2 separate regions of the Homo sapiens genome follow, and region 1 is linked to region 2. Evidence: chromatin loops called from intact Hi-C (ENCODE). Cell type or tissue: IMR-90. All regions are shown on one strand.

Region 1 (5,000 bases), 1.2 Mb before region 2:
AGGGGTAGGGTGGTTGTCAGAGACATCTTTTAACCGTGTTTTTTGTGGTCAGTTTAGGAGTTGAGCCTGTACTGTATATAATACTTTCACTAAAAAGGATCCCAAACAGAAGAGGAAATGTGATGTAGTTGACAGTACTCCTGTAGAAATTGGTGAAAGGAGTGCTGGCAGTGTGACCAAAACAATCCTTGCTGAAATACCTGGGAGGAGTTCCTGAGACTGATTTTTAGAGGGATTTTTTTTTTTTTCCTTGAGAAACATTTGGGTATATTATTATTTAAGACATCGCCCAGCACCCAGGCTGGAGTGCAGTGTGGCATGCTCACAGCTCACTGCAACGTCGGACTCCTGGACTCGAGCAACCCTCCTACCTCAGCCTTTAAGTAGCTAGGAGTACAGGCGTGCATCACCACACCCAGCTAGTTTTTTTGTGTGTGTGGATACTGGGTCTCGCTGTGTTACCCAGGTTGGTCTCAAACTCTGGGCCTCAAGCGGTCCTCTCAACTTGGCCTCCCAAAGTACTGGAATTACAGGTGTTAGCCACCATGCCCGGCCTTGAGGCTAATGTTTCTTTAGGTTTAATATACTTCTTGTCTGTGTATATAGCTGATGCTCTACAAAACAGCATATGACTATTATGCCTTACTTTTAAAATCTTCTCTTGGCCTTTGACTTTGGGGCAAGATCTAGCTATGGGCCAGTAAAGCAATCCGAGCCTGTTATTGATTCTTAAATCATGATGCTGTAATGACAAGTAGGATCTGGAGGCAGTTACTGGAAAGATGAGGTAATTTAGAATTCTCTAAAAATTGTCATGTCTTGATTGCCTAGTTTTTAACTTGTCATTGTGGCTTCCACTGTTTTTGAGATGAACTGGATTCATGTCCCCTCTTTATAGACGTAGAAAGAGTAGAAAGTCTCCCCTCCATCATTAGTTTCAGTGTTATGAACTGATGGGCTCAGCACAAAAGAGGGCAAAGGACAGAGGGTACAAACAAGGGAAGAGACATTGCTTCTTTCTAATTACAGCCAACAGAAAATAATAGAGAGCTTTAAAAAGACCCAAACTGGCCAGGTGCGCTGGCTCATGCCTGTAATCCCAGCACTTTGGGAGGCTGAGGTGGGAGGATCCCTTGAGGCCAGGAGTTCGAGACTAGCCTGGGCAACATAGTGAGACCCCATCTCTACAAAAAATAAAAAAAAAGATTAGTTGGACATGGTGGTCGCACATCTGTGGTCCCAGCTGCTTGGGAGGCTGAGATGGGAAGATGGCTTGAGCCTGGGAGGTTGAGGCTGCAGTGAGCTATGAATGCACCACTGTACTCCATCATGGGTGATAGAGTGAGACCCTGTCTCTAAAAAGAAGGAAAAAAAAGTAAAAAGACCGAAGCTAATGCTAACACCAGACGTGAAAGAAGTGGCACAGCAGAAGCAAGAGGTATTAAAAGTTACTTAAGCCTGTTGGTATCCACTGCTGCACTGTGTTAGAAGTAGATTCTAAAGACATACTAGTGTTTGACTAGCATGTTTTAGACCATCTCAGAAGTGTTTACATCTTCCTAGATATTTGGTAAATGGGAATGAATGTGTGTTATTAATGTGAAGGACATTTTTTCTTGTAGTCAGCATGGTTTAAGATTGAATGTAATACTGAAACATTTATGGATGAAATTATGACTGGGTTTGCTTTACAGTGAACTGTTGGTTGGTGAGAGGTGGTATGGGGAGAGGTTTCATATGAAGTAAGAATGTTTTTAAGGGTTTTTTTTTAATAACAATGTTTTTAAAAAATTGAATGAAAGACCTTCAAATCTATCTTTCTCAATGGGTTCCTTGAGAGAGTTAAGCTCTGATTTCCTAAGGCATCTAATGTGAGTAATGAATTAATTTATTTACTGGCAGCCACAGTGGTGCTAGTTATGTATTCTTGGGAGAATTGAGAAAGTTGTCATTTTTTGTGTGTTCTGTAGTTTGAAAGGAGGAAAATTGGTGAGAAGAGCTGGTTGAGAGTGTGGAAATACGTGATTGATTCAACATTTTTAAAATGTTTTGTAATTTGATGTTTGCCCTTTTCTTATTTTTTAAATAAATACATTCTTTTTTTTGAGACAGGATCTTGCTCTGTCTGGAGTAAAGTGGCACAATTACAGCTCACTGCAGCTTCTATCTTCTGGGCTCAAAATATCCTCCCATGTCAGCCTCCTGAGTAGCCGGGGCTACAGGTGCATGCCACCACTCCTGGCTAATTTTTGTATTTTTTGTAGGGATGGGATCTCGGTATGTTGCCTAGGCTGGTCTTGAACTCCTGGACTGAAGTGACCCTGCTGCCTTGGTCTCTCAAAGCTCTGGGATTACAGACTTGGCCTAGTTTGTTTTATAAATAAAAATTTTGAACTTCAGTTTTTCTTTCTTTCTTTTTTTTTTCCTTCCCTCCCTCCCTTTCCCTTTGCCTTTCCCTTTCTCTTTCTTCTCTTTCTGTCCTTTCTTTCTTCTCTGTCTTTCACAGGGTCTGGCTCTGTTGCCCAGGCTGGAGTATAGTGATGCAGTCATAGCTTACTGCAGCATTGAACTCTTGGTTTCAAGTGATCCTCCTGCCTTAGCTTCCCGTGTAGCTGGGACTGCAGGCATGAGTCACAACATCTGGCTTTGAGCTTCACTTTTTGAGCATGATGAAAGTACACATTGTAAACATATACTAAAACTGTTGAAAAATGTGGTTTTCTTTCCTATTAGGTACAGTCTGAAAATACAGCCTGTTGAGAAAATGCATCTAGCTGTAGTTGCCTGTGGTGAAAGACTGGAAGAAACTATGACCATGTTGAAGTCAGCTATCATTTTCAGCATCAAACCTCTTCAATTCCATATTTTTGCTGAAGATCAGCTACATCATAGCTTTAAAGGCAGAGTAAGTATTTGAGACATAGTCAAGGTTGTAGAGTTGAATATTTAATAATATACTATAATAGAATGTTGTTGTAATAGTCTGTTCACATTGCTAGAAATAACTACCTGAGACTTGGTAATTTATAAAGAAAAGTTTAATTGACTCACAGTTCAGCATTGCTGGAGAGGCCTCAGGAAACTTAGAATCATGGCAGAAGGCAAAGGGGGAAGTAAGGCATGTCTTACATGGCAGCAGAAGAGAGAGAAAGAGAAAGAAGACCACACTTTTAAACCATGAGACCTCATGAGAACTGATGGTTATCACAAGAACAGTAAGGGGGAAACGGCCCCCATGATCGAGTCATCTCCCACTAGGTCCCTCCCTTGACACGTGGGAATTACAATTTGAGATGAGATTTGAGTGGCAACACAGAGCCAAACCATATCAGTTGTTTTATTTCTTAATTGCACAAAAATATTTATTCTGTAACACTGCCCTTGTAAGTGGGGAGTGCTCCTTGAACCACTTCCATCTGAGTCCAGATCTAACGTGAAAGAGGAAGGTTCATTTTTGAACAGCAGTGGGCTACTTAAAAGTAAGTTCTTTGTCAAAAATGGAGGTTTTATTTTAGTGACTCTAGTTCCAGGATGTTTAGTCATAGGACTGAGAAATCCTATGATTTATTTTGTCTATATCCTTTCCTTGGGAGTGCCTTAATCAGAGCTTATATAAAGGTTTTAATCCTGTTTTGAGAGGAGAGAATTCTTGATTAATAATATGGCGGGAAGTGGCTTCTGGTTCTGATAAGAAAGTTATTTATTTTGGTTTTGTATTAGTTAAAATCAATTTGGCAGCAGTGGCAGAAAACCCAAAATAACAGTGGCTTAAACAGGATTGAAGTTTATTTCTCTCTCCCATAAAAGTAGGTAGTCTGGATTATATGGCAATTCTTTATCTTCAGATACTCTGGCTTCGTCTTACTGTGGCTGAGCCATCTTTAACATGAGGCTTCTGCTTCATGGTCCATGATGACTACTCAGACTCCAACCATTGCACCCATATTCTATTCAGAGAGGGAGTGAAGAAGGGCAGTATCCTTAAGGGTACTTTCTAGAAGTCATTGTGACATTTCTGCCAGTATCCCATTGGTCTGAATTTAGTCATATGACCATGCCTAGCTGTTACAGTGGAATATATACTCTTTAATCAGGTCAGCCTTGTAAGTTCCTTAACAACAACAACAACAAAATATTATTGTACAATAAGAGAACAGATAGAGGCAGAAGAACATATAAGAAAAAGAAAACTCACCTGAAATCTCACTACCTTTTGTTCTGAGATGGTGGTAAAGGTGATGCTAATGATCATTCATATTTTCTCTTTCCTCCCTCTCTATTGTCTGTTTACATCTATCCACTTAATTAAGCTTTTAAATTCATTTGGATTTTTATGCTTGGTCTATGTAAAAAATATATTTGATGTTTTTTTCAGGTTAAATCAGTTCATTTTGCATGTCAAGTGCAAAAATACTAATTATGAGCTCAGATCTTTCAGTTTTCTGCCAAAAACGTTTATACTTTTTGGCAGAAAACTAAAAGGTATAAAAGTTTTCTTACTGTTATAAGTGGTATATGAAAGTATACCTTCTTACTGTTTAAAAATATTTTTAGTATCTGTATTTTTGTTAGATAATTTTATGATCTTGATCTCTTTACCTGGATTTTTTTTTAAATTTTATTATTATTATACTTTAAGTTTTAGGGTACATGTGCATGATGTGCAGGTTTGTTACATATGTATACATGTGCCATTCTGGTATGCTACACCCATTAACTCATCATTTAGCATTAGGTATGTCTCCTAATGCTATCCCTCCCCCCTCCCCCAACCCCACAACAGTCCCCGATGTGTGATGTTCCCCTTCCTGTGTCCATGTGTTCTCATTGTTCAATTCCCACCTATGAGTGAGAACATGTGGTGTTTGGTTTTTTGTCCTTGTGATAGTTTGCTGAGAATGATGGTTTCCAGCTTCATCCATGTCCCTACAAAGGACATGAACTCATCATTTTTTATGGCTGCATAGTATTCCATGGTGTATATATGCCACATTTTCTTA
Region 2 (5,000 bases):
TACCTAATGCTAGATGACGAGTTAGTGGGTGCAGCGCACCAGCATGGCACATGTATACATATGTGACCTGCACAATGTGCACATGTACCCTAAAACTTAAAGTATATAAAAAAAGAAACCTTTCTTTCTAGTTATAAGCATTCTACATAAAATGTAAATAAAAATAAAAGATTAAATTGTAAAAAAACAAAAAAAAAAACAAATTGACTTCTGTTTTATCATTTTTCCTCTCCTTTTTCTTGTCTTGCAGAAACAAAATTTCTGTACAAGATCACAGCATGATCTAGTTTTAAATACATATTTGTAAAATCTAAAGACCTTTTTTGATATGTTTAATAAAATTTTTCTTTAAAAAAGGAAAATAACGTTTGGGTGAGAAATCTGTCTTCTTCTCTCTTGAATGGTATTGCTTATGCACTCAGAAAAAATGCACACCCACATACCTGCAAACACACACCTAGCATACCTGTCTACAGGGGATCATTAGGAATTGCCAGGAACTTCATAGTTAGACCACTTGAAACTGTGTAGACATGACTTACAGTGTATTGCAAAGGTGGCCAACAGTGTAGGGAGAATGAAGTAATTTGGGCAATCTGAGTGAGCATACAAGGTTCATTAAACCAGATTAGAGAATAAAATGTGAATTGAACAGTATTGCCTTGTAGAGCATCAAATACTTATGGGAGAATTATTTAAATAGACACAGACATGAACATTAACCAAAAGATGAATCAAAGTGGTGGAGATTACAGGGTTGGCAGTCAGGCCACCTGGTATCAAATCTTCTGTTAGCCTCTAGCGACTTGTATGATTACATGGGACCAGTTACTCAACTTTTCTAATACTCACTTTCCTCACTTTGAAAACTGAGAAAATCACAATAATATGCACTCCACAGAGGATTTCTGTGAAGATCAACTGAGAAATATGTGAAAAACATTTAACCCAATTCTGTCTAAACAGTAAGCCCACAATAAATGTTGGCTATTATTACCTCTTCACTGCCTTCAGCAATGAAATACCCAGATTTTTTTTTTTTTTTGGTCTCAGTCTAAGTATCCAGCACAGCAAGCAGTGCAAGTATTAAATTGTGAAAAATGAGATCTGTGGCTCAAAAAAAAAAAAAAAAAAAAAAAGAAAGAAAGAAAAACTAGCTAGCAAAAGCTTCTGGAATTTCCAATGGGGGATGATTGCTCTCTTATAAAAAGTATTAATAACCACTTATATACTTTATTCGTGTCCCCAATACTCTCAGATGCTGTGCCAAGTCTCTATATGCACTCTTTCATGAAGTAACTAGTTTTTCAAACCCAGTGAAGTAACCTGAATGAAGTAAGTGAATGATTAATCACGTTTTACAGAGGGAAATTCTGAGGCTTAGAGAATTTTAATCCCTGGATCAGAGTCACCACATAAGAGGTGAGAAAATGAAGCCTAAAGCCCAGGTTGGTTTGTGACACAATCTCTGAACAATTCAAGTGATATTTATGAATTCATATAAGACAGGCAATAATGTCCCACAGTATTACAAATTTAACATGTATTTGTAATAAGAGTAATACATATGTGTGTGTGTGTGTGTGTGTGTGTGTGTGTGTGTGTGTGTGTGTGTATATATATATATATATATGAAATAGTGACAATCTCCAAAACTGGAAATTTTAAGGAACTCATGTAATTAACTAACTTAATGGCTCTAAGCAGGGAATGTTGTTAAACAGTTGAAAGAAAATGACCCAAAGTGAATGTCAAAAATTGAGGGCTACTGAAAAATTCTACAGGTTAGGTGCCACCTTGAAAGAGGAATAAAATGAGATATTTAAAATTCATATTTTTGATAGATTGTCTTAAGTCTTTTCTGGAACAAGAAAAGTTATACATTAAATGAATAAATAAAATGGCTCTGCCTTTTGTATTTACTCCAAGGCATTAAGTAGCTATTGAATTAGAAAGCCAAAACAGGAGCCACTTTATAATTGGACTTGAAACATTTATGATCATTTGCCATATAACATCAACAAAATAAAAGAATGGCAGATAAACTGCTTTAATATCTTATTGTATCAAAGCCTCAGATTTATTAAATTTCTGCTTCGAGCTTGTATTTTTAACATCCCCCATGCATGAGTTCAAGTTCCAGTGGAACATCTGACAATTATTACATATTAATATAATACTCAGGAAATTTTTAGATGTTTAACTCCTTAGTGTTTTTCTATAATCAGTACTAGGTGTGCAATTACTGCCTTAAAATTGAAAGTTACATTAAAAAATAAATTAATCCCAAAGTTTTACATAAAGTAGGATTACTAAATACAAAGACAGTGTTATTTTTGCTTTTTTGGTGTTCCCATTAAACTCTTAAAAGAAATATACATCTTTAAAAATGTACAGTTACATTTTTCCTAATAATTACATAACTTTAATTAGAAAAAATATAAAGAAGACATTTAAAAATCACCTATAATCTCACAATTTATTCATAAGTAGGAGCAAATGCATTTGTTTAATTTCATGAAGGAAAAGAAGTCCCAAATTACACCGGGCTGTGAAATTTGAATCCTTATACAAGGTTGCCCCTTAGTGGTTAAAATCAAGAATAGCAAGCTAAAATCAGTGCATACTTAATTATTGAATTCAATTTATTATTGAAACTAAATTGGAAAATAAAAACTTAGGTTCTTGAAATAAAAAGTTTAAAATTTGATTTCCCTATTCCTTTTTATTATTAGTCAGAACTTCCTGTATTAGTTTTTAGCAATGAAAATTGTTAGAACATGTTAATTATGTTGGTTTTGTTAACTGTAATAGCTACCAAAAAACATTTACATCTGAATCTTAAACTCTTGGGGTATCATTGGTTTATTTTGGGCTGGTGTCCATGTCTATTTCAGTGTTTTATTTAACCTAGTGCCTACAACTGTGTCTGCTTATGGCATGTGCTTAGTACATATTCTTAATGAACAAATGCTATTCAATTGTTGAAATATTGGGAGAACTACATAAAATACCAAATCATTATTTAAGAGACATATATATATTCACTAAGATTTTCATAGGAGGAGCCACTAATTCTGAGAATGATCTATTAACAATCCTAGAAGCAATTAATAGCTGTTAGGACTATCTTCCAAAAGGTGGATCAAATATTTATAGCGTTTTTACTTAAATTTTGCATGGCATATTGACCAGTGAAGTTTAACTTTGTAGTTTGCCTTAAAAGAGAAGGAAGGTGCCAGGGATAGCTTCATTAGTCTTGTGTTGGTTTGAAAGATAGAATTCAGTTTAATTATTTATTTTAAAATGATTCTTATCCAGGCTTTTTAAAAATCGAGATAATTGAATGCATCTGTCCATCTATGACATGCTAAACATGTGCATTTGATATTCTGATTCAATTAAGATGCTTATCTAGTCAGTTGAGTAGGTTTGCTCCCACTGTCAGATCATTATTTGATGGAATGAACTGAAACCTGAGGTGGTGAGCCTGCGGTCAGGACTCTGCTCTGGATTAGCTGGAGGGGTAACTATGTGAATCTCTGCAGCTATCATCTGAAAAGGGAGAGTGTGCACTAAGTGGCCACAAGGTCTTTTACATTTTTATGGTCTAATTTATTATTTGTTTCCTAATTAGTATTCCAGTTATTTCTTTGTTTTCCTGTTTTTTTTTTTAAAGGGGACTGGGATCTATTTTTCTTTCTCTTTAAATTCCTTTTTTTTTCCATTTTCTTTTTGCAGTCATTATTTACATGTACCAGCACAATGTAATTAGTATTTTAAAGAATATAAATAAGCTCTAAATATGAAGTTTCAGTTTAGGGCAATTTTTGTCTGCAAATTTATTTACATAGACTTCATTGCAGCTATTAGTTACTACTTTATAAACTATGGTTGTGGAACTTCTAGACTTTACTTTTGAAATTATTCAATTTATAACACCAAAGATAATTCTTTCAAATTCAGAAGCCTACTTTTTGAGAAAGTAAGATCCCTGTTTAGCTTACTTTTTTCCTTTAAAATGAATAAAACCCAAGTTGTATTTACTTTTCTTGCAAAATAAAATACACTTTAAATAAAGTATTGGAGATTTTGGTGCCAATTTGACTAATTTTGGGCATGTGCAAAATAGTTTCAGATCTATAAGGAAAATATATTACATGGTATATAATGTCAAAATACAAAATTTACAGTTCTCTGCCAATTCTCAATTGTTATTCTTTAAAGTATAATTTTGGTTCAGAAACTGAAAGAGTATTGGTATGTTTACTAGAGGTGTACAGTTGTAGCTAGATCAGTTAAATTACAACTCTTCTAAAGCTAAAAACATAGCTGGACAATATGAAAGCATAATATAATAATGTGTACATATCAATCTTCAGATTTTATGGGACTTAAACAATCCTAAATGTCCTACTGAGTTCATTTGTGCTTCTTTTTTATATTAATAACTGACTTCTAAAATAAAAGTTTTCCTAATTATGCCTATGTTCTAAATATGTCCTTAGTCTTACAAATGTTTGCTTTTCTAAAGAAGAGGCTGATAGGGCCAGTGATTAATTTACTTTTTAAATACACTGTAACCTAGACAGCCTACCAAGACACCAACAATGTTCTTACACAAGTTGTTTTGCCTGCATTACTTCTCAGTCTTTTCCCTCTATTTTATTTCTTTCTACACCTTGACTCTCTATATCACTATGTTTAACTATAGGACTTGTAGAATGTAACACCTTTCAATTCTTAAAATATAGCCATTTAACCCTCTTCAAATCACATAAACTAATTCTCCAAATTCTCCAACATATATAATTTTGTCTCTTTCTTACTCTTAAAGCATAACATAAATGCTTTAAGATCATCATTATAACAAAGATTAAGTTCTATGCTCTTCATTTAAAGTAAAAAGGAAGGCACTAGAACCAAGGGCACATATATACTGATGTAATACACATCAATTGTATTAAAATTAAGGGGGAAATCATACCTAAAGCCCAATT

What was found. Hi-C counts contacts between places; a loop is a spot of excess contacts. Peaks named below come from ENCODE experiments on the same cell type or tissue, not always from the same donor. Only the 100,000 strongest peaks of a DNase experiment are listed, where the experiment ranks them.
Region 1: it touches region 2 in a loop (8-fold over the local background); 9 of 110 quality-filtered maps call a loop at or near these places.

Annotation. Positions count from the first base shown.
Region 1 is chr12:42,116,905-42,121,904 of GRCh38, reverse strand. It overlaps GXYLT1 (glucoside xylosyltransferase 1), which reads left to right. Exons shown (of 8, transcript NM_173601.2): 3 at 2,734-2,905. Among named protein-coding and RNA genes, the nearest start is that of GXYLT1, 25 kb to the left of the region's middle. In IMR-90, no CTCF peak of the experiment used is centred here; DNase peaks (open chromatin) are centred at 2,644 and 3,554; H3K27ac peaks cover 442 bases.
Region 2 is chr12:40,944,398-40,949,397 of GRCh38, reverse strand. The region is part of intron 14 of CNTN1 (contactin 1); the gene reads right to left. Among named protein-coding and RNA genes, the nearest start is that of PDZRN4, 240 kb to the left of the region's middle. In IMR-90, a CTCF peak has its summit at 2,584; no DNase peak of the experiment used is centred here.